4 separate regions of the Mus musculus genome follow, and regions 1, 2 and 4 are each linked to region 3. Evidence: chromatin loops called from intact Hi-C (ENCODE). Cell type or tissue: heart. All regions are shown on one strand. Each heading gives the region's core, and the rest is flanking DNA. Links, peaks and the distances in the headings are about the cores only. Region 1 holds the start of Rfx2 (regulatory factor X, 2 (influences HLA class II expression)). Region 2 holds the start of Khsrp (KH-type splicing regulatory protein). Region 3 holds the start of Mllt1 (myeloid/lymphoid or mixed-lineage leukemia; translocated to, 1). Region 4 holds the start of Clpp (caseinolytic mitochondrial matrix peptidase proteolytic subunit).

Evidence for each region. Peaks named below come from ENCODE experiments on the same cell type or tissue, not always from the same donor. Only the 100,000 strongest peaks of a DNase experiment are listed, where the experiment ranks them.
Region 1: it touches region 3 in a loop (2.0-fold over the local background); 4 of 42 quality-filtered maps call a loop at or near these places.
Region 2: a loop joins it to region 3, with 2.7 times the contacts of the local background. A loop is called at or near these places in 2 of 42 quality-filtered maps.
Region 4: a loop joins it to region 3, with 3 times the contacts of the local background. A loop is called at or near these places in 6 of 42 quality-filtered maps.

What each region holds. Positions count from the first base shown.
Region 1 is chr17:56,828,727-56,834,727 of GRCm38, forward strand. Rfx2 (regulatory factor X, 2 (influences HLA class II expression)) reads right to left here and starts at 2,282. Exons shown (of 17, transcript NM_009056.2): 1 at 2,157-2,282. In heart, for the core only: a CTCF peak has its summit at 2,647; DNase peaks (open chromatin) are centred at 1,115 and 2,505; H3K4me3 peaks cover 2,601 bases; H3K27ac peaks cover 1,294 bases; H3K27me3 peaks cover 1,881 bases.
Region 2 is chr17:57,027,768-57,033,763 of GRCm38, forward strand. Khsrp (KH-type splicing regulatory protein) reads right to left here and starts at 3,740. Exons shown (of 18, transcript NM_010613.3): 1 at 3,381-3,740; 2 at 1,275-1,371; 3 at 189-227; 4 at 50-89. The coding sequence starts at 3,632. It overlaps Slc25a41 (solute carrier family 25, member 41), which reads right to left. Exons shown (of 7, transcript NM_175333.3): 6 at 5,953-5,996; 7 at 5,005-5,416. The coding sequence ends at 5,229. In heart, for the core only: a CTCF peak has its summit at 4,411; DNase peaks (open chromatin) are centred at 2,099, 3,294 and 4,154; H3K4me3 peaks cover 3,430 bases; H3K27ac peaks cover 2,620 bases.
Region 3 is chr17:56,934,081-56,939,924 of GRCm38, forward strand. It overlaps Mllt1 (myeloid/lymphoid or mixed-lineage leukemia; translocated to, 1), which reads right to left and starts at 1,308. Exons shown (of 12, transcript NM_022328.2): 1 at 1,183-1,308. The coding sequence starts at 1,194. In heart, for the core only: a CTCF peak has its summit at 1,887 (motif pointing left); a DNase peak (open chromatin) is centred at 1,451; H3K4me3 peaks cover 1,958 bases; H3K27ac peaks cover 1,644 bases; H3K27me3 peaks cover 519 bases.
Region 4 is chr17:56,985,502-56,991,354 of GRCm38, forward strand. Clpp (caseinolytic mitochondrial matrix peptidase proteolytic subunit) reads left to right here and starts at 4,763. Exons shown (of 6, transcript NM_017393.2): 1 at 4,763-5,012; 2 at 5,105-5,176; 3 at 5,793-5,853. The coding sequence starts at 4,827. It overlaps Gm33509 (a long non-coding RNA gene), which reads right to left and starts at 4,422. Exons shown (of 2, transcript XR_385672.4): 1 at 4,208-4,422; 2 at 2,661-3,037. In heart, for the core only: CTCF peaks have their summits at 3,231 (motif pointing right) and 3,878 (motif pointing left); DNase peaks (open chromatin) are centred at 4,160 and 4,790; H3K4me3 peaks cover 1,934 bases; H3K27ac peaks cover 1,918 bases.

The DNA.
Region 1 (6,001 bases), core at 438-5,437, 100 kb before region 3:
ACACACACACACACACACACACACACACACACATAATAAAGATTTTTAAAATGCCACTACTAATACAGTCTAAAGTGCCAGGGATACTTCATGCAGCAAGAGAATGACAGGCTGTATTTTAGAGGGCCAGTGTGTTGACAAGTCCTTCACAGCCCTGTAGTGGCCCTGGGGCTCAGGTATCCACAGTGACCCACCAGACAGGCGGTAGGCCTGATGCTAACAGCCTTAGATTCCTCTCTCTGAGGCCTGAGCCCTCCTTCTCCAGTGGGAGTGGATGAGTGGCCACACCTGGGTGGATTTTCTAGTCCATTCAGTCCCTGAACCCAAGCTCCACTGAGGACCGGCAGGGACTCAGCCAGAGCTCAGTCCCATCAAACAGGCACCTTCACAGGCTGAGGCTGACGTTAAAAACTCAAACAGGAAAACATTTTAAGAGAAGTTTTACGTCATTATTATTTTATTAATATCATCACTGTTCTAGAATTGTCTTCGCTTCACTTTAAGTTTAAAGCTCATTCCACTGGCAGGGAGATGCGCAGGTAAGGGCTCTTGCCACCAAGTGTACTGAGCTCCCAAGATCAAGTGCTGAAGGGAGTCTCCTGTAATCTGTCCTCTAACCTCCGGGGGTGTGTGCACGTGCAGTATAGTCACACACAATAAATACACGTAAAAATTTAAATCGGAAAGCAAATCACTTTTGACAATAAGAAAAGAGTCATCTGACTCCCGAGGACCTGACGGCCACTTCTGAGGAGGGACCCACTGTCCTCTGCGCCGTGGCCCCAACTGAACTCTGTTCCCTTCAAGGAAAAAGGGAGCAAAAAGTAGAAGCAAGCCAGGGCTGGAGGAGTGGGGGTCATCAGGGTCAAGAGAGGCGAGTGGTGGTTATGATTACAACACATTATACACACAGGAGAAGGCCACACTTATGTACATGCTAATAAAGTTACATTTATTAACACTCAATCGTTGTAGGATTTTTCCTGGGGGACCTGAGTACCGGAGTGTTCCGGAGACGTACTAAAGTAGGGGTGAAGTCTCAGGAGAGACAGCGGTCCCAGCTGTTTCTTGGTGCGTTCCCCGCCCCAACTCCCCTCCCCGCCACCCTAGGGGGCTCTGTCCGGAACCGAGCTCTCTAGGGTCCAAGGAAACAACCGCAGCCCTAGCGAATCCCAACTGCGAACTCGGATATGACCCATGGAAAGGGGCGAGGAAGACAATCCGGTGTTTTGGGATGTGCTGCCTGTGCACAGGAGGGCTGCGCACGCACTCTCCCGGCCTCCTGGATCTTCCTACAAACGGTTCACACAATATTTTCCTTCGGGAAAGTTTTCTAGATTGGGGATCTCGGCAAAGAGGACGCTATGGGTGCGCTTGAGCTTCCCGGAGCGGCATGGTAAAGGACCCCCAAACGCAGCGGTGTCGGGTTCCAGGGGAGAGTGGTCCGAGGATTTGGGGCGCCGGGGGTATTTGGGATGGGCAAGAAAACGCGAAGGGAGGAGTTCCTTCCAGAACAGAACAAACGCAGTGACTATTTTGGTCAAAGCACAAGAAAACGGTGCCGGAGCCCCCAAATCCTAAGTCAAGAAGGAAACCCGAGGGTCAGAACTATGAGGCAAGCAGAAGAGTACCCTCGGAGTTAAGTACATGGATAAAAGCCAGAACCCCGATTTCATAAGTATAAAAGGGAGACGGTGCCTCTGGGTTTTCAGACTTGGACGAGAATGGCTGGCTCTGTGGGAGCCCCCAACTCAGGTTTTAGGGGGATGACAGCAAGGAGCGGGTTTGGGGCAACTCCAATTCAGGCTTTGGGAGTAGTCAAAGAGAGGACTGACTAGTTTGAGGGCGCCTCCGAGTTTCAGGTGTTGTGGAGTAAGAGACAAGGAGGGGTCTTCTGGAGTCCCCGCTCCTCAAAGTCAGATTTAGTGCGTCAAAGGCGAGAAGAGATCGCTTCACTTTACAAACTTTTGAGAGTGTGAGAGGGGTTCCACCCAGCCCAGGGCTCCCCCAAATCAGAGGCGCCTATCAGGATTGGATGAGGTTGGCGTCTGCAAAGTTGGGGCGCCGGGTCCGGCCGCGCCCGCCCCCGCGACCCCCCTCCAGCGGGGTCCCCCCCCCCTCCGCCACCGCCCCCTGCCCCGGCCCGCACCGCTCACCTGGAGTTCGGCAGGGAGTTCCGGTAGCGGCTCCCGCGGCGTCGGCCGCTGCGTGTCGCTCCGCGTTGGTAAGTAACAGTCTCCACGGCTACAGTCTCTATGGCGGCGGCGGTGGCGGCGCCGGCCGCTCCTCCTCCGGCTCCCGCCGCCCTCCCGCCCGCCCGCAGCGCCCGCCCGCAGCAGGCGCCCGCCCGCCTCAGCCTCGCGCTGCCCTCACGGGGCGGGGCGTTGCGCCCGGCAACGGTTACCAAGCTGCACGCCCCGCCCCCTCCAACGGCCCGCCCATGCCCGCCTCCAACGGCCTCGGGGAGGGCGGGCGATCTCCCCATTGGCTTTCATAGTGCCCGTCAGAGGTGAAGGGGCAGGTCCTTGGGTAGAATACCAGCCAATCGCTGAGAAGGAGGGCGGGGCCTGGCGGGAGGCGCGCGGCTCCCGGGAAGGGTTGGCTCTAAGGAGGTGCGCGAGGGCCCACTGGTGGCAGTGCGTGTTTTGCGGAGTTACGGTGATTCCGCTAGACCGGAGGCGCTCACCGTCTAAGGGGAGCAGCAGACTCTGGCCTTGCGCCTGCTCTTTCATGGTCCACAAACTGAAAACTTTTTTTTTAAAGATTGTTGTCTATGCGTGTGCATGCAATGCGCATGAAGACCCGAAGAGAGCGTTGGATCGCCCTGGAACCAGAGTGACCGTCTGCTATGAGCCGCCTAATTGAGCAGGGACCGATCCCGGGTCCTCTGCAAGAGCAGAAGCCTCCTCTCCAGCGCTTCTCCTTTTTTTTTTTTTTTTTTTTTTTTTTTTGAGCCGGTGTCTTGTATACACTCACTACACCGCTTAAGCTGGCCTCCAACACCTGATTTTCCTGGCTCCATCTCCTAGTGCTGGGATGATGGGTGTGTGTTCACCAGTCCTGGCTAAGCTGACAACTCCTCACCCACCCCATCTCGCTTCTCTGTCCTCTCTGGTTCATATATATATACAGGTCTCAATGTGGACTCTTCATAAAGCTTATATTTTGGTGGGATGACACAAACAGAATGAAAAGTTAACGCAAAAGGAAAGGTTTAAACCCAGAGACCCAAGTGCGGAGGAGCTGTCAGACCATAGCTCCATTCATTCATTCATTCATTCATTCATTGAACGTCCAATTGCACCAGTGAACATGGGTAATTTGGGCTTATGTGCCCAAAGCGGTGAGTCAGGGTCTTGCTAAGTAGTCCAAGCTAGACTAGATTCCCACTATGTAGTCCAAGTTAATGTTCTTTTTGTCTTAGGTCCTTGACTACTAGGGTGAGAGGCAGGTGCCACCAAGCATTTGTGCACAGTCTAACTCATGAAATCCTGAACTTAGGCCGCGAGAAAGGCAGTAGACGCTGCCTCTAGGACTGGAGTTTCCAAAATAAATATATTGGAGCAACTGGAAGCCTGGTGCCACAACACCACTTTGTTGGCTGCCTACACTACAAAGCTAGTGTCCGGTCCCCATCCCCCACCCCCACCCCCACCCCCGTGCTGAGAGACCCAGTCCCATAGACTCAACTGTAACTATCATGGAGGCAAATGGCTATGCATGAATGAGCCTGAATCTGTTTGGACCAAACTGTGGCCCTTCAGAACTCATTGGTTTTAGAGACTGAGAAGTGTGTCCCCAGAGCTCATGGGTTGGAAACCTGGTCTTTAGCAAGGAGACTGTGGAAAGAAGTGCAGGAGGGTTTCTAGACCTGGGACACTTGTGGATGGGAAGGAAAGAGAACCTCTCATCTCAGCCACACACCTCAGAGTTCTAAGCCTCTCACTCGCTGACGATACAGCTGGCTCACTCCTTACATAGAGTTTTAGTATTTTTACATTTATTTCTTTAGGATGTGATATGTACATGATATGATACACATGTGATCAGATGACAACTTGTGAACACTTTCTGCCTTTCCCCTGTGTCCTCCAAGGATCATTCGGCTTGGCAGAAAGCCCTGTTCCCCTCTTCCAAACATATGTTTTTTATGTTAGAGTAACAATGGCAGGCAGGAGTCAGGGTTTTTTATTTTTTTGTTTTTTGTTTTCCCCCAGTTTTTTTTCCATGTCAACTATCCAGGATTCACCTGTGAGTTTACTTGGGTTTCTCAGAAACCCCTTTGGAAGACAAGAGCTGTGAATCTGCCAGGTCCTGCATGGCCTTGGTGGGGACAAAATGACATGGTTCCTGCCCCTGGGACAGGGCCATTGGGCATGGGCCTACTAGAATGTCAATGGCCGCTTTGGGTGTAGGGCTCCTTTGGATAACAGTGTACACATTTTATGCCCTTCCTTCAAGGAGTGTCCTGCCTGTTACTGTTAATGACTCCATGGTAGTTAGAATACAAGTCCAGGAGGTAAAGATGAGGCTAATGTATCATAAATGGTGAGCCTTGGAACCTTCAAGACAACCCTTAAGGCTGTGGAAAAGAACCCTAAAAACATGAGTTCAAAAATATATAATTTCTCAAAAAGAAAAAAAATATAGATATCAAAAAATATAAGGATGCAATATGAAACATGAAGGGCTTCAAGAATCTAAAGGAACAAGGACAGCGGTGCTGTGAGCCAACTTGTCAGAAAGATACTAAACTAGGAGACAAGGAGATTTAGGGAGTGGTGATCAAAGGAGATTCCACCCAGCTACATCTTTTTGTTTATGCTTACAAAGGCAGACAAACACCTGAGTTCAGGGTCAGCCTAGAATAGAGCAAGGTTAGGCCCAGGTGTAATACAAATGGTAATTTCAGGATGGGTCCCACCCAGCTGGTTTATTCTCTGTGCTTAACAGAGGCAGGCAGATCTGCAAGAGATGAACTATTCAGAGAAAAACTTTATAATAGCAAGAGAGAACTGTCTTGTGCAGAACTTGAGAGAGAGCTGTCTGGAGATTTCCAGAGAAAGCAGACCAGAAAGGAAAAAGAAAGCAGAAAGAGAGGAAGCAGGCTGGAAAGCTGTCTGGAGTAGAGCATAGGCTGCCAACTTGGACCCACAATTTGACTTCAAGTAGTTTGTTTTTGCCACTTCTAATCACCCCTTCCTCAGAACCCCTCTCTCCAAGCTGAGGCTGGTCCTTGGCAGAACCCACTCACATTCTATGACTATTGTGAAGACTCAGAGCAGCTCCGCTCCACAGAAATTGGCACCCAAATGTGGCGGGGGGTGCAGGGGGAATTCTTTCTGTCTCTTAATCATCATGCTTAAAGTCTTTCGTTGGAAGTTAAGACAAGATTTCACTGTGTAGCTGCCCTGGAACGTGCTCTGTACACCAGGCTGGCCTCGAACTCAGAGATCCACTTGAGTCTGCCTCCCAAGTGCTGGGATTAAAGGGATGTGACACCAATACCCAGCTTTATATTAAAAATAGTCTTATTCTAGCCGGGCGTGGTGGCACACGCCTTTAATTCCAGCACTCGGGAGGCAGAGGCAGGCAGATTTCTGAGTTCGAGGCCAGCCTGGTCTACAAAGTGAGTTCCAGGACAGCCAGAGCTATACAGATAAACCCTGTCTCAAGAAACCAAAAACCAAAAACCAAAAACCAAAAACCAAAAAAAAAAAAAAAAAAAAAAAAAAAAAAAAAGTCTTATTCTAAATTGCTGGCTGGAGAGATGGCTTGGCAGTTAAGAACACTGACTCCTCTTCCAGAGGGCATAGGTTTGATTCCCAGCACCCACATGGCAGCTCACAACTATATGTAACTATAGTGCCAGGCGATCTGATATCCTGCTCTGCTTTCTCTGGACACCAGGCAAGCATTTGGTGCACAGACATGCATGAAAAAACACACATGCCTAGGAAATAAAAACAAGACTTTTTCAAAAGTTAATTGTTTTTAAAGA
Region 2 (5,996 bases), core at 1-5,000, 94 kb after region 3:
CACAAGTGCACCCTTTCCCCCGCCCACCAGCATCCCTGGTTCCGCTTACCTGGGGGGAGGATGGATGGGTCCCAGTTGAGAACCAATCGCTGGGAAAAGAAATCCAAAGCAGAGACTAGCTTAGCATCTATCTGGGCTCCCCAACCCCAACCCATGATGCCCCGTTTGCACACACCCAGTGGACTTACAGTCTCCCTGGGAAGCCAGTTTCTTGCTGTCTGGCTGGTCTGTGGATGAGAGAGTCTGTCAGATGTGACACCACCCACCCGCACCGCCTCAACCCCAAAGCTGGTGCAGCATGTTCTAGGCATAGTCACCATTACCACATGACAGCCGAAATGGAGGGTTAGAAGGTGCTGGCCCAGAAAGGGGCAACATGCCCAAGTCATTCACCACCTCAGAGTGACAAAGCTCACTTTTTCTTTCTTTTTTTTGAGACAGGGTTTCTCTGTGTAGGCCAGGCTGGCCTTGAACTCAGAAATCTGACTGCCTCAGCCTCCTAAGTGCTGGGATTAAAGGCGTGTACCACCACCACCCAGCTGACAAAGTTCACACATAAACATTATTAACATCACAGGGTCCTCTTCCAGATTAGAGTCAGGAAACCAATGTCCTGCTTAACAGCTACCTTGTGCCCTGTGTTGGTCTCTAACAGGGAAGGAACAGTCTTGAGAGCCTACCACCCTCCCTGTCACAATCGACCTGCCCTTCTCTCATCTCAGCTTCTGATACTTTTTTTCTTTTTTCTTTTCTTTCTTTCTTTCTTTCTTTCTTTCTTTCTTTCTTTCTTTCTTTCTTTCTTTCTTTCTTTCTGGTTTTCCGTTTTCTTCTTTTTTGGGGGGGGGGGGTTTCGAGACAGGGTTTCTCTGTGTAGCCCTGGCTGTCCTGGAACTCACTTTGTAGACCAGGCTGGCCTCGAACTCAGAAATCAGCCTGCCTCTGCCTCCCAAGTGCTGGGATTAAAGGCGTGTGCCACCACCACCCGGCTCTTTCTGGTTTTCCGAGACAGGGTTTCTCTGTAGAACCCTGCCTGTCTTGGAACTCAGAAATCTGCCTGCCTTTGCCTCCCAAGTGCTGGGATTAAAGGTGTGCACCACCTCTGCCTGGTGCTAGCTATCTGATACTTAAGGGTGGCAGATGGGACAAAAAGCTGGGCTGGCTCCCCTGTCTTGAAGTCCCACTGGGACAAAATGCTACTCTTAGCCCCAGGCCTCCCTCTCAGGTGAGAGCCAGCTGCTGTTACTGCCGCCGCCGCCGCCGCCACCAGCAGTTACCTCCATCTTCCAGCTGTCTCTTTTGGCCCCCAAAGCCAAAATCAGGAGTGTTGTTATTCACGGTGGTAGCAGCATCACCTCCGATTTTGGCTGCAATCTAGGGTGAGGTAGAAATATAGATGAGTTACCATCCCAAGCAACTCTCAAGTTTATCTCCAGCTTTGGCCTGGAGTGGCTCTCCCTGATTTTGAGGAGTGTGGGCACAGACATAGACACTCTAGAAGCTTTTATGAATGTCTCCCAAGTTTTCTAAGAACTATAGGCTCCCTGTCCCCATTACAGTCAGGATCTGTGACCACAAGTGCAAAAGGAACAGCAGCCAAGGAAGACAGGGATTCCTGGACCACCCCCACAAGTGGCCTGGACAGCAAACAGGATTTCAATGTGGTCCCTACAACCTTCCTGTCTTTTACCCTGGACATCTTTACAAAATCATCCTGAGAAATCTCAGCCAAGTTTCTACCTTCAAGGCACCTGACATCCCAGTATGACCAAAACAAAAGCCCCTTTGGGGCACACACTGAGTTTCAAGTACACAGAGAACATATATACATCACCCCTAAGTCATCAAACACACTCCAAATCCTGAACTCAGGATCTGGCCTATGCTATTATAAAAAACAAAAAAAAAAATTGTGCTTACCCTTGACAGGGAGTGTCATCTCAACTGACAGCACTTACCCACGGGAAGCTGCCTCGTAAGACAATTTGGGGGATGACCAGAAAAAAGGCACGCTAAAGCCCATCCCACCTCGGAGGAAGGCAGAGGTGATAATGAAGAGGGCAGTAACTCAATGGGTCCTCCCACCTAGGGAGGAGCCAGTCCTTAGGCCGGAGGCCTTGGGACAACCCCAGGATAGCAGCATCTGTGGTAAGCCTGGCCTGTCCAACTCTCAGAATGTACCCGAGTGGGGTTGTGAGCAAGGCTGAGCCAGGTCACACCAGCACATAACACTCTTAAATGCGGTCATCAAAACAAGGCATGTTCCCAAAGACAGACAATACTTTTGAATTCAAACAGTAAAAAGCAGGATCCCGTGTCCACCTTCCCCACCTCATCCCAAAGCCCAGGCTCTCTAACAAAGGGTCGGTCCTCTCTTCATCAGAAAGAACTCTCCCAACCCCTTACCAAATCCCTTCCTAGGGAAGGTACAGAAATGGGCCAGGGGACCTGTTTTGACTTGAAAATAGGAGTAATGGTGTGTAAAGCAAGATCCTCTAAAAGGGAGTTGAATTTCTGGGCGGGTGCAAATGTGTGCTAAGATGGGTCCCCCCCACTTTCTAAGTATACGGCCAAGCTCAGTCCCTGTGCAAACCTAGGACTCCGTCTTGGGAACTAATATATTCTGAACCCTCAGGTCTCTGAATAGCGGTCTCCTACCATCCTGCGATGCAACTTTACAAACCCTGAGAAGCCCTTGGGGACCCTAAGACTCCAAGGGTTCAAAGAGGGGTCTCACAGCATCTCTGACCCCATCCTTCATGAACTCAGGAATTGCTCTTACAGATCTGCCTCAGTTTCTAGAACCCCATGGGTCCTAAGGGGGTGCCTAAGTGAAAACCCAGGAGTGATTCTTGGGGACATCCTCATAACATTCAAGCTCAGGCCTTTGGAAAACTAGGAGACCTCTCCAAATCACAAACAGTCTTGGACTTTAGAGTGGTCCTCAGAATGCAAACCCTATATCTTGAATGGAAATAACGGGTGCAAGCTCGGGGGGTGGCTCTTGGGGACACTGTCCCAGACTGCAACCTTTATGGGTCCTAGAGGAATCCTCTAGTACACCCAGGAAAAAAATCGTGGGAACTCCAAAGCTGCAACCCTCCTAATAGAGAAGACCTGGTGCAAGTACAGGGGTGGGTCTCAGGGACCCCAAAGGCTGCAAGCCCTGGTACCCAAGAGAAACCGTCCAGTGCAAAGTCTAGTTTTCGGAGATCCCCCCTTCAACGCACCCTTAACTACACGCACGCAGAGGGTCACCCTCACACCGTGACGGCCCCAGACTCCCCGCCCCGAGCCCGCCGCCCACGTGACCCTCCCGCGACCCCGCGCGCGCCGCTGCCCCCTCCCCCGCGCGCGCGCACGCGCCCTCGCGGCCCCCTCACCTGGCGGGCCCGCTGCACGGCGTCGGCGAAGGCGTCCTTGCGGATCCCAGGGCCGCCGCCACCGGGAGGCTGTGAGGGGCCCCCGGACGCGCCTCCTCCACCCGGGCCGCCGCCGCCAGGGCCTCCGCCGCCCCGGTCTCCCGCGCCCGGCGGGCCCGGCGGAGGGCCTCCTCCCGCACCCGCGGCTCCCCCTCCGCCGCCAGCGGGAGGCGGCGGGCCGGGCGGGGGACCTCCGGTGTTGTAGTCCGACATGGCGCGGCGGGGACGGGCTTGGTGCGGAGGCTTCAAGCTGAGGAGGCGGAGGCGGCGGCGGCTCAACGCGGGAACAAGGCCTCGCTCCACACGGCCGCGGAGCACGATGGGAAGCCAGCGGCTGGGAAGGCGACGGGGAGGGGGGGTCGCGGAGGGGGAAGAGGGGCACCTCCTCCCGCCACCGGCTTGACGGACGCCGAGGAACAGCCAGTAGTATACGGCTACCACTCTACGCCCGCCAATCGTGGGCCGTAAATCCGGGCGACCAGTCAGAGCTTCGGAAGATGCAGGGGGCGGGAGGCGCGGTGTGACTGACGAAGATAGGACTCAATAAGCCCAGGGCTGCTGGCGCTGGGCGGGCAATTGGAAGTCACGCGAGAAGTCAGGAGGCCCAATGAAGCGCGAGTTCCACCTTCTCGGGGCGGCTCTAGGATGAGAGTGACGGCTCTGATCAGTCACGTGGCCTTGAGGGCGGAGCCTATGAAAATTCTCTGGGATGAGCTGGGCGGGCGCTCGGCAAGATAGTCGTCAACACCAGCTAATGAATACACTTAGGAGGCGGTGCTTGCTAAGATTGGCAGTCATTTGATCCAGTCCCCGAAGCATTTTGGAGGATGCGCTTGGATTTGGACGTGACTTTTCTCAGAATCCTTGTCCTCTGACTTCTGAGCCAATGGCTGAGCGACAAGGGCAAGCGTTCAATGATTGACCCCTCTGTGGACAAATAGCAGTAACAGAAGTAATAGTGCCCGCTTGCTGAGAGCCAGTGAAAGCGCATCTGCATTGGGGTGGAACCCGCTACCAGGCGGCAGGAGCGGATTAGTGGGAGCAGAAGTGAGTGGCAGAGGACGTGGGAGGTAGTGCTCAGCAGCCGGAACTATGGGCAGGACCTTAAGTCAGCGCCCCAGTAGCCTGGCTTGGGGAGGCCTTGCCCGTGGCCTGCCCGAAGCCTTGGGGGGTGGGGGGAGTGGTGGCCCGAAATTGGGTGAAGATTTTCCCTCAAAGGACCTTCACTTCCAAGACTCATGACACCAACTCCTCAAACTTCAAGCCTATTCCCAACCTCGACCCAGGCCCCCCACAGGGGTCCAAGTCTCCTGCTCCCAACCCTGGACTAAGAAGGAACCCCAAGTTCCCACAGGAGTCCAAACTTCCAGTTGCCACCCTGGGCCCAGAAGTCCCAGGTCCATTTACCGGAGTTCAAGACCCCTAGAGCTCCTAGCCTGGACCCCAAAATCTCAGGTCCTCCTGATCCCCAAGTCGTCAGGGTGGGGGTTGAACTTAGGATCTCATAAATGCTAGGCAAGCACCCTAGACGATACACCCCATCTCCCAGCTCCCACCCAGAACCAGCTAATCTCAGACACAGACGTCCAAAACTATCTTTATTCATTGTCTGCATCTTCTCTTGAACAAGCCTGCAAAAACCCGGCTGGAATCCCAACTCAGAATCCCAATTGGAGGACTCCCAGCGCTTTTCTAATCCGAGTCCTGGGTGGTTTTTGCAAACCAAAATGGCCTTAAAGCCTGAGCCTTGGAGTGCTTTTTGAGACTCAGGGACACTGGGTCTTCCATTCTCTTCTTGTTCAGGGCAGGTCATCTGCTCAGGACTTGTACACCCAGGGTTTTCTTCATGGCTTCATACACCAGGTAGCTGATGCCGCCTGCTGGCAACACCTTCAGTAAAGTGGGTGTCATGCCTCTGTACAGCCCCGGCCAGCCCTGCTGGCTCAGTATCCTCTTGAAGACTCCCTGCATGGTGGGGTTGGAGCCCTCCACAGTGTCTGGGGATAGACATAGACAAGGTCAGCACTGGGTATGATGTGAGATTCACTGTGAAGGATCTGATCACACTGAGGGAATGTTGTAGAGATCATTTGGTTATTGTTATATATGTATGTATGTATGTTGACATGGTATCATATGGTGCAGATTGGCCTAGAACTCCATATGTAGCTGAGGCTAGCTTTGAACTCTTGATTCCCTTGCATGTACCTCCTACTGGAATAACAGCACTATCACACCCAGTTCATGTGGTACTGGGGATTGAACCCATGCATATAAGGCACACTCTGTACCTTGAGCCCCAGCCTCAAAGTAGCTGAGGCTGGCTTTCCAAGTGATGGGTGATAGGCATGTTAACTTGAGGGCTAGGGTTAGATTAGGGGTGAGCATAAGCTTTGGTGGGTTCAGTACTTAGCAAAGGTGTTCTAAATGGGTTATAGAGAGGCTGAAAGTTGGTGGGAAAGGTGAAAAGATACAGAGAGCTGGAATGAGGCAAGGAACAGCTATGTGTAATGGCTCCTGGAGCCAGGCTGACCTTGAGCCTGCATCCTTGTGCGCACCAAAGTCAGTGGGTAACTG
Region 3 (5,844 bases), core at 1-5,000:
AGTGAGTGTCTTAGATGGAGAGAGGGTGTGGCTGGGCAGAGAGCATTCAAAACAGACCTGAAGCTAGCACCTGGTTGGGGGGGGGGTATTCCCTGGAGTTTGGGGAGATTTGGGGTCATGGGCCCAGGAAGAAGGAATCTTCCAAAAAAAGATTGAGGCTCAGGCCCTATTTGGGGTGGTGTAGCATCTAAGAGGATATGTAGGGGGGGCATCCTAAAGTTACTAGCCCTGTCTGTGGGGACTCTGTGTAGACTCTCCACAGAGTCTGATTCATGCTAGGGACCACAGGGGCTGGAAGACCCACTTAAGTTCTGAGACATGTTTCCAAAGATTCTGGGCCATACAAGGATGCCAGGAGCTGTGGGGTGTACTGGAGTTCTGAAGGGAGTCTGGCTAGATTTGGATTCATAAGGGACGTGAGTTCCCGGCTAGACTGGGTGGCTTTGTAATCCCAATGGGTTCCATTCTCTACTGGGATTCTAAATGATTTCCCAGGGGATGTGGGGCCAGGACGGGATCCCCATGGTGCTGTGAGTGGCTATAGGATTCCAAAAGTCTTCCTGGAGAGCTGTGGACCAGGCGGGAGATCCCCAGGGTGCTAAGGTAGTACCAAGGCTCTAAGGGGAATCCCAAAGGGTTCCAGGCTGTGATGATGCCCAGGGCGCTAAATCCCTGGGATCCTGATAAACACTTCAGGAGTCTGTGTGTAAACTGGATTCCTAAGGGGCGCCTCCGGGGACTCTGGAATGAGATGGAGTTCCTAAGGTGTTGAAGCCCTGAGCTCCTGTATGATGCCCAGGGGGTACTCCGGGATTCTAAGGGGTGTCTCACGGGGCTCTGAGCCAGGCTGAGTCCCTCAAGATGCCGCGGCGGTGTGGATACACTACGCTGGCAGAGAATTCCCCAGTGTGGAGTGGGTGGCACTGGGGTGCTGAGTTAGATCCCAAAGGGTTCTGCACCAGACCTGGGGTCGCGATGGGGGAGGGGTACGTGGGTCACAGTGGAGGAGGGGCATCCCGAGATGGCGATGGGGGAAGGACGCCCCGGGGTCGCAGTGGCTGGAGAAGGGCCCATCCGGGTGGGCGCGCGCAAACTCGGTGCCCACGGGGCGGTGTGCGCGCAGGGCCGGCCACAACGCCGCGCAGGGCAGCGGGAGGCCAGTCCCGGGCGGAGGCTTCTTACCTGATTGTCCATGACTGGCGCCCGCCCCGCCCCCGGGCCCGCGTCGCTCTCGCTGCCGCCGCTCAGCAACGCCCCGCCGCTCTCATTGTCTGTCGGGGGCCGCACCGCCGCCGCCGCCGTTCCGGGCCGCCCGCCCGCCCGCCAGCCGCGCTGAACCGGAAACCGCCGCCAGCCCGGGCGGCTCAGCGACCGCGGGCCCCCAGCCGCCGACTCGGGCCCGGCCTCGCCGATGGACAAGCCTCCGAGCCTGTCAGAAGGCCAGAGACCCGCGCGTGGGGCGGGACTTCCGGGCTGGTGGGGGCCCGCCGGGCGACAGTCAGAACGACGAAGCCGTCAGCCAATAGAAAGCCGGCGCCGCAGGGGGGCGGGCGGAGGGAGTGAAGGAGGCGCGAGGCGAGCTCTGCTGAGCGGCGCGAGGTGTGCGCCGCACGTGGAGGGGTTGGGCCAGGCCGTGGCGCGGTGCCTGCGCACTGCGCCCCGGGAGCGGCTCTAGAGGGGACGTCCCTAAAAAGGCCCTAAGAGTTTAAGTTCGAGCCCTGCGGAGGGAGGGAGCGCTGGCGATGTTCGGTGCTCCTGCGTGACAGCGCCGGTGGTTAGTTTACCGGTCTGGATCCTGTAAAGCCAGCGGGTTCAGCCCACTTCTCCTTGCAAAGGCTAGGGTTGTGCATCTGTAAAAAACCAGCCTGTGACTTCAGTGACCTCTTCTGGCCTTCTCAAGCACTGCACACAGGTGCTAGCGCTCGCACACAGACACGCACCATTTAAAATGTAAGCTTTTAAAAAACAAAAACAAACAAAAAAACTTGTCGGAGGTGGTTCTTCTTTCTGTGGTTGTTACAGTGCACATCTGAAACGGAGCCATTCTAAATGATCAGCGGTCTCATTCATTCAACGCAGGGAAAGGAACGGTAGTCAGTAGTCAACCGTAGACTGTGGATACTGACAACTGGGGATTGAACTCAGGGCTCCCGCCATTGAACTACACCCACAGCTCTGTTTTCACTTTTTTACTTGAAGGCCAAGGCTGGGGCATAATTGGTAGAGCACTCTGCTAGAACGATGAAGCCCTGGGTTCTAGCCTCAAGACTCTATAAGCCAAGTGCAGAGATACATGTCTATCATCCTAGAACTTGGATATAAAAGGCAATACAAATTTTTGCTAACCTGAATAAAAGACACACACACAATCCAGGTATTTTATTTACAAACCGTAAGTCTAGGTTGTGCAGCTATTCTAGTTTGGAACTAGTTTGGAGCTATTCTAACTTACATCCCTGCCCATGTGTCCCTTGTGACGTGCTGTTTTTCCTGGCCACATGCTTATGGTCCATCTCCTCTCGTGGCGGCCTCCTCCAGTTTCCCTGTCTTTCTTAGTCTCCTTTCTCTACCTGCAACCTCCAGCCAGGTAACTGAAAACCTGCCTACCTCTATCTATTGCCCAGTCACAGGCTTTAGCCTTTTATTGACTAATTGACTTGGGAGGCTAGGTTACATACGTAGCATCACTTGGGGTATGTGAGGATCTCCTCCTTGGGGGCAACTAGACCTTGGGATACAGAATTTAGCACCTAAATACAAGCAGTACCAGACCAAGCCCCTACACTTGGAGGTGGAGGCAGTAAGACTGTGACCTCAAGATAGTGGTGAGAAAGCCCTCCCTTGTTCATGGAGTAAAGGTGCTATGCCACCAGTGGTTTAACTAGCCCTAACGATGACTGAGGCTCACTCATCGTTCAGAAAGACTAGATCAGGTAAACGGATGTAACTGAGGAGAGGCCCCCGACGGTCTGGTTCTGAAGAGAGCTGGCAGGGAACGGTTTCTGCATAATGTCTTGTAGAGATAAGCCAAGGACCTGGATCTTGTCCTCCAGAACCCAAATTAAAGTGGAGAGAATGGACTCTTTATGTGCTATGACTGGCACTCCCACACCCTAAACAAAAATTAAAAAACAAAGACAAAAACAACTTCAAGATTGAATGGGGAAATGGCCCAAGTGTTGATGTATTTAAAAGTGTAGTGTAAAAGAATATACTAGACTATCCGCAGACAAACGAAGGACGTTCTGGCATCTGCTCAGTGACATGAAACACAGGATACACACTGCAGGATCCCACTCCCGGGAGGTCCCCAGAGCAGTCAGATTCAAAGACAGGAAGTGAGATGGTAAGGGCTGAATCTGGGGAGGGATGGACTTAGTGTGGAATGGGAGCAAAGCCAGGAACACAATTCAACCAGTACTCTGGAGGCTGAGGCAGGGCAGTCTCAGGTCCATCTTGGGCTACAGAGTGAGACCCTATCTCAATAACCAGAAGAAAAGCTTTGAAGGCGATGCCTGTCCTGAGTCCTTATTTATACCACTTCATGGCACAAAATCAGTGAATGAGCTCTTCAGACAGAGAAAACCCAACCCAAGCAATAAAAACAGAAAAAGTAATTGGGGGGGGGGGGTTTCACCACTTTGAAATCTCTAATGAGTGACTTTGTTATTTACTTATTTATTTATCTGTCTAGTTATATGAAGTTTTTAACTTTTCTGTTTTGTCTTGTTGGAGACAGGGTCTCACTATGTAGCCATGGCTGATCTGGAACTTACTCTGTAGACCAGGCTGGCCTGAAACTCACAGAAATCCTCTGCTCTCAAGTGCTGGGATTAAATGTATGTGCCTCCACACACACTTATTTGTTAATGTGAGTTATTTTGGGTTTTTAACTCAGCGTCTCACTCTGTACCCCAGCCTAACTTCAAATTCATAACTATCCTCCTGCCTCAGCTTCCGCAGCACCAAGATGACAGCCGCCACACCTCTGAACAATTACTTACAATTTATTGTGTGTGAGTTAGTGCCTGCGAGTCAGTCTGTTCTGGTGCATGTGGATGTCAACAAAGAGTGTTGGGTCCCCAGGAAATGGAGTCAGAAGCCATTGTGAAGGCCCAGAGAGGGTGCTGGGAACCCAACATGGGTCCTCTGCAAGAGCAGCCAACACTCGTAATGTGTGAGCTGTCTCTCCAGCTTCTGGATAACTCAGTATATGGCAGCAATCGCTGGATGATCAAGTCCCTCGCCTGAATGGCTGGTGAGCCTAGGAGACAGTTTAGCACCCTGGGACTGGTTTTGGGTTATGCCCACCCTCTTCTTGCAGTAGTTCACTTGCCGGCCGAATTCCTTCCCGAATGTGCTTTGCAAAAACATCCCCCTCTCCAAACAATAGCAACCTCTGGGTCCATGATCTACATCTGCATCATTCTGCACATATCTCTGAATGAGAGCAGAGGCCTCCCCAAAGATGCTGACAATCAAATTGAGAAAGTTTGTATTCAGGTGCATCCCGAATGTGCCGGGGATGAAGACTAGAAGAGCCAATCCGTCCGGAACTGGTTTGGGGTGCATGCACAGGAAGGGCAAAACTGTGTCCTCTAGAAGTTTTGTAAGGGGGAAATCCCCTGTTTCCCATTTTATACCTGTGAATAATTGGGCGTGCATACGATTAAAATCAGATGTATTATGGGAGTGGGTAACAGAGAACTGTTATATAATGTAGTTTACCAATCAAAAGAGAGAACCAGGACCTGGGAAGATGGGTCAGCCATGAACAACACATCCTATTCTTACAGAGGACCAGGGTTTGGTTGCAAGCTGTATATCAGGCAGCTTGCAGTCACATGTAATTCCAGCTTCCAGGGACTGTGTTGGTTACTTCTCTATTGCTATGATGAAACACCACAGCCATGGGAACTTACAGAAGGAAGTGCTTAATTAGGCATAAAGTTTTAGAGGGCTAGAGTTCACCATAGCAGGGCATAGGCATCGAGGCAGGAACAGCCGAGCATTCCCGTCTGGATCCACAGGTGGAAGGTGGAGCGGAAAATGCAAATTTCAGGAGTCTTTTGAACCGTCAAAGTTCAATCCCCAGTGACAAAATGTACCCAGATCCTTTGTGGTTCCAGGTTCCACCACTTACCTCAGTGTGTCTGGATGCACTGGGACACCACACCCCAGAGAGGAGAAGGTGAAGTCCAAACGGGTTGGGTCTGAAGTCTGCCTTTTCCCTCTGGAGCATCAGATGCTGCTTCGTGCCAAGCCAGGAAGGGGGAACTGGAGTCCAGAATAAAGGTTGTGGTTTCCTGTCTTCTGCTTTTTGCTTCTCAGGGTGTCCAGACTCCCCTGCACACCGGGCTGAAAGGATGGAGCACAGTTTTGAATGGATAGGATCCTGAAGTGGAAACGTAAGGGTTCTTTGGAAAGTCAGTTGTGTTGGATGGTGTTTTGCTGGGGCAGACAAGTGAAGGAGTGTTTCCCTGAAGCAGACACAGGTGAAAGGATATTTAGCTAAGCAAACACGTGAAAGGACACATGATATTAAGAAGGAACATAAATATAACCCGACAGATGGTGATGATGCAGGATGGTCTTGGTACACCTTGCCATTCCTCATTGGTCATCGTTTGTCGAGACTCCAAAGAAAGAAATGCACCGGGAAACTTCTGGTGGTGTTCCTGTGGCTTCTCGCTGCTTCCCTCAGACTTGGGCCCATTGGCAGAATGATGTCAGCTGATATAGACTCATGTGGAGTTTTGCTAAGACAGACAGACTCATGTGGTGTTTTGCTGAAGCAAGACCCATGGAGGACACGTGATGTTTGGAGAAAGTATAAATAGGACC
Region 4 (5,853 bases), core at 854-5,853, 52 kb after region 3:
ATCATCAGGTCATCCTTGGCAATGGAGCCAGTAGCAGGCCAGCCTGGAGGATAAGAGACCTGTCTCTAAATAAATAAATAAATAAATAAATAAATAAAAAATAAACCAAAGAGAGACCTGCAAGGCTGGGTGTGGCTATGGACAACTTTAATCCCAGCACTCAGGAGGCAGCTCTCTGAGTTTCGGGCCAGTCTGGTCTACAGAGTGAGTTCCAGGACAGCCAGGGCTACAGAGAAACTTGTCTCAAAAAAAGAGAGAGAGTCCTTTAACAAAAGGGGATGGAGAGAGAGTCATAAACCATCTGAAGTTGCCACAGCCTTCCCTCCTGCACTGCTACAGTTGTATAACATTCTGCCCATTGTTGTTGGTCTGATACCTTCACTGAACGTGGTCTCTGAGTACAAGGGGCATCAAATAGCAACAACCGAGATGTGGGTGGGGGCCTCCACCTCCCATGCCTTGGGAGGTGATCATCCTGTAACTCACCTAATAAACTCTTTAATCACCAAGCCAGACTTGGGTGGGAAGGCTTCCAGGTGTGCTATCCAAGATAAGTGACATCTATTCACATCTCCTAGGGAGAAGTCCAGGCAACCTTCTTTCTTCCTCTCTTTCTCTTTCTTTGCTTCTGCTTCTCATTATCCTATTATCCAGGCTATCAAGTAGCTAAGGCTGTCCCTGAACTACTGATCCTCCTGTCTCCACCTCCTTAGTGCTGGGATGACAGGTCTGAGCCAGCATAGTGGGCTGAGATTCTCACAGCAGCGGTGGCTGTCTTGCCCGGAGAATTGATTCCCACAGGACAAGGATGAGCCAATGCCCCACTAGTGTCATGTTACATAACTCCACTTTCAAAACCAGTAAGTTGGCACAGCTGACATCTGTAGATTTGAATCTGGTTTCAGTAGTCTTGGCCTGTGTTCCTTAAGGTTGATCACATCTTTTCCCTGGGTACTCTCTGTGTAAACTACACTGTCATAAGCTTAATTAGCTTAAATACTACATTCAAAGGAAAGGCCATGGTGGCTCATGTCTGCCAACCCAACCCCCCAAAAGGAGGCCAGCCTTGGCAACATAGGAAGTTCCAGGCCAGCCTGTCCTAGAGACCCTGTCCCAAATAGACAAAAATCACCAAATGAGGAAATTGTATAACTCTTTGAAGAATAGAAAGCAGACTCCAACTCCTTTCCAGAACCCCCTCCCCAGAACTTCAACTTGGTTGAAATGGATTTCAAGGGCTGGAGAAAGGGCTCAGTGGTTAAGAGTACTGATTGCGGGCTGGTGAGATGGCTCAGTGGGTAAGAGCACCCGACTGCTCTTCTGAAGGTCAGGAGTTCAAATCCCAGCAACCACATGGTGGCTCACAACCATCCATAACGAGATCTGACTCCCTCTTCTGGAGTGTCTGAGGACAGCTACAGTGTACTCACATATAATAAATAAATAAATATTTAAAAAAAAAAAAAGAGTACTGATTGCTCTTCCAGAGGTCCTGAGTTCAATTCCCAGCAACCACATGGTGGCTCACAACCATCTGTAATGGGATAATGAGATCTGATGCCCTCTTCTGGTGTGTCTGAAGACAGCTATCGTGTACTCACATATATAAAATAAATAATTCTTTAAAGGAGGAGGAGGAGGAGGAGGAGGAGAGGATTTCAAGGAAAAGATAGTTACTGCATTCTAGAAAGATCCAATTGCCGGACAGACAAAGGCACTTATGTGAAAAAGGAATAGACCTATTAGCAGTGAGCCTAGCTTGGTGCTGCAGCCTCAGTAGTCCTGAGGCTGAGGCAGGAAGATCGCCATGAATTCCAGGCTAACCTGAGCATAGAGTGAGAGGCACAACAGCTTAGAGCGCTTGCTATTCTTGTTTGGACCTGGGTTTTTGACTCCCAGAACCCACATAAGGCAGCTCACAACCTTTTGTACCTTCTGCTCCAGGAGATCTGACATCTCCTTCCGGCCCCTTGCAGCACCTTTACATTCACACTTCCACAATTAAAAATAACAACAAACCTTCAAAATCAACAAAATACTTGTCATTGGGGGGGGGGTTGTTTGCTTGCTTGATTTTTTTGGTACATGTTCTCTCTATGTAGCCTTGGCTGCTCTGGGACTCCCAATATAGATCAGGCTGGCATCAAACAGAGACAAGATCCTCCTGTCTCTGCTTCCTGAGTGCTGGGATTAAAGAGGTACACTGCAGAGTGGGGCGTGGTGGTGCATACCTTTTAATCCTAGTATTTGGGAGGCAGAGGCAGGCAGATCTCTGAGTTTGAGGCCAGCCTAGTCTTCTATAGAGCAAATTCTAGAACAGCCAGGGCTACACACACACACACACACACACACACACACACACAATCTAGAAAAAAAAATGGTATGTACCACTATGCCCTGGCTTGTTTTTCTTTTAACGGCTTATTTATTTATTCCTTGGTTTTTCAAGGCAGGGTTTCCCTGAGTGCTGGGATTAAAGGTGTACACTACCACATCTGGACTATTTCTTTATTTTTTTGGGGGGGGGTGAGACAGGGTTTCTCTGTATAGTCCTGGCTGTCCTGGAACTCACTTTGTAGACCAGGCTGGCCTTGAACTCAGAAATCCGCCTGCCTCTGCCTCTCAAGTGCTGGGATTAAAGGCATGCGCCACCACGCCCGGCTATTTTTATCTTTTATTCTTTAACAATTTCACACATTTATACCAAGTGTTTACTCAGAATTATTGCTCTTCCTCCCAACACTCCTGGCACAGCCTCCTCCCACCTTCATGTCCCTTTTCTGTAACACATGGAGTCCAGGAACTGCTGCCTGCTGGGACACTGGCTGATCTAGCTGGGTTGATCTTGTCCAGCTGCTGTGAGGTCACAAGGATGATGGCCACCAGACATCCATTAGACAACCTTTCACAGCTCTTGCCCCTCTTAGAGCAAGCACTCGTAGCCAGTTCTTCCTCTGCATTCGGACTTGAGAGCCTCTGAATTTCCCGCTTCCTGCTGCAAAGTGAAGCATCTCTGACGAGGGCCCAGAGCGGCAATCTATGGGGACAAATATTCAGAAGGCAGTTTCACAGCACAACCATTTGGCAGAGCAACGGAAGGCAAGTTTCTCTCCTTGTTGTGTAACCTTGGAGTGTGGGCTCTAGTCAGGTTATAGCACTGAGCGTGGTCCCCTCCTGCAGAGCAGCCTTGAGTTCACCATAGCTCTCATGCCACCAGTGCACCAGCAGCCACATCTTGCCACCAGATGGAGTTGCAGCACTCGAGGTCCACCCCTGGATAAGACCACTTATGACTTTTGTCATAAGTGGTCTTATCCAGACCAAATGTTACCTTCTGGTACTATGAAATTGAATCAGCTGGGAGGAAATCTCCAGGTCAATTCCAGTTTGGTTTCTGCATGACCCATGAAGACACCAAAGTGACTGGTGTCTTCAGCAACTGAGTCTTGTCATCTAATTATGGTGAGCAACCCAGAGTAATGACAAGAGCCTGTGTCGTTTGGAGAGCTCTAGGGAAAAACATCTCTGGCTTTTGATGGTCATGTCTGGCTTTTATGCAATTTAAAGGTACAAGTCTCCAGTTACGCAAGTGTATCTTCCTCAGGGAACATGGCAACCGCTTTAAGTAATGCTTACATCAGGCGACAATTAAGAAAGTTCCAGAATGTGCCTGAGGTGGTAGCAGAGCATGATGTCTCAGCCCGATACAGATGTATTGTAAAGGAGCCTAGCACAGGGCAGAGGGGAGTGACACGTGGGAAAAAGTGTGGCTGCTAAAAAGAGTTGCACTGACTGCTCTTCCCAAGGTCCTAAGTTCAAATCCCAGCAACCACATGGTGGCTTACAACCACCCTTAATGAGATCTGACGCCCTCTTCTGGTGCATCTGAAGACAGCTACAGTGTACTTATGAATAATAATAAATAAATCTATATCTAAATATCTATATCTATATTATTTTTTTAAAAGAGTTGCAGGGAAGACAAAGAAGATGAATGCAGAGGTGATTGCCTGACTGTCGCAGGTTCAATGGCTCAGTTTCACCTCTTCCAAGAGCCTCCAGCTGCAACGTAGGCACAGACGAGGCAGGTATGGCGGTGGGGGGAGCTCCCAGAATCTTGGTCTTACGGCGACAGATCGAGATGGCGGGCACAGTATTTCTCAAGGTATAGGACCATGCACATGGACAGTAGGCACTGTCTACCTACCCTCCAGTTTTACTTGGACAAAAAAGGAACGCTTCTAGAAAGCTGGACGCCCTCTGAAAACGAATACAGGTGTAGCGAACGTCCAGAACTTGTGGCAAGATCCAGGCCTCCTCTCCTATCTCAGTGTTCACAATGCCCTAAACTACATTGTTCAATAAATCCCCTGGCGATTCCTGGTCTAAGTCCTGTCCCAGAGACACTCTCCTCCTTTCTCTAGCGAGCCTATACGGGAGTCAGGGGTCGCAAAGCAGCTGGGAATTGTAGTTCTGGAAGATCAATTGGTTACAGGCCAGCACGTGGACCTGATTGCTGCGGGACGATGGTGGTGGGCTGGTGCGTCCCCTAAGCCTCTTCTCACCCTTTGGTGAGCACCTCCGTGAGCTTCTTCCCGCGTGGGCACCGGGAACAGCGCAACCTCGTCCGAGAACTTCCATGGGACTAATACGCGGGTTTTTCTTATTTATTCGAACGCCTACCTCTAACGAGGACCCCACCCACAGACTTATCCCCGCCTTCTTCAGTTCCGCTTATTCTGTTCTCGGAAGTGGATGAGCCAGTGACTCCCGCAAAGCACGCCGGGTGTTGTAGTTCCGGAAGCCAAGCCGGAGTGCGCGTCGTCATGTGGCCCAGAGTGCTGCTGGGGGAGGCCCGGGTGGCTGTGGACGGATGTCGCGCTCTGTTGTCTCGCCTTGCCGTGCATTTCTCCCCGCCATGGACTGCTGTGAGCTGCTCACCCCTGCGGAGGAGCCTGCATGGAACTGCGACGCGAGCTTTCCCGCTCATCCCCATAGTGGTGGAGCAGACGGTACGGTGACCTGATGGGGACATGGCGCGGAGGCTTGTAGTCGGTCGGCGTGCAAGGGAGGATGACCTTTCACATCTTCTTTTCCCACGAAGGGTCGAGGCGAGCGCGCTTATGACATATACTCGAGGCTGTTGCGGGAACGCATCGTGTGCGTCATGGGCCCGGTGAGCGACCCCGGTCCTTCCCGGGCACACCTTGTTGTCTCACCAACATTTATCCTTTGTCAAGCTCTGTGTCATATAACCCCCTCTTCCCCCTCATCCTTGGTGACCTCCTAGACCCTAGGCCCTAGACCCTGACCTTAAACATTCTTTAAAAAAAAAAAAAAAAAACTTGAGCAAAATTTTTGCTTTGTAGTACAGGCTAGCCCCTACCTTTCCATCGTCCTGCCATAGCTTCCCAAACGTTGGAATGTAAAATGTGCATTCTTACCATAGTCTGCTGTTGTCAGCCATTCTTTGTTTCAGTTTATCCTTTGGTCTTCTGAGTCAGGGTCCCAGGCTGGCCTTGAACTCCCCATGTAGCTGACAGGACATTTGAGGGAGGGATGAGGTTCCTAAACCAGACCAGGTGTAGGCAGTGCTTAAACCCAGGGCCTTTTGCCTGCTAGGAGAGCACTCCGTCCCAGTCTTGTCCCCAGCTTAGGGTCTTCCACTATCTGGGGCTTCCCCAGCCATCTCTTCCTGTGCTGGAAATTCCTGGTTCCCAGGGCCTCAACTCCTTAAGCCTCTATCCATCCCACCTTCAACCTGAGGATACCTCTGCTCTCCCCACCTGCAGATTGACGACAGTGTGGCCAGTCTGGTCATTGCCCAGCTGTTGTTCTTACAGTCTGAAAGCA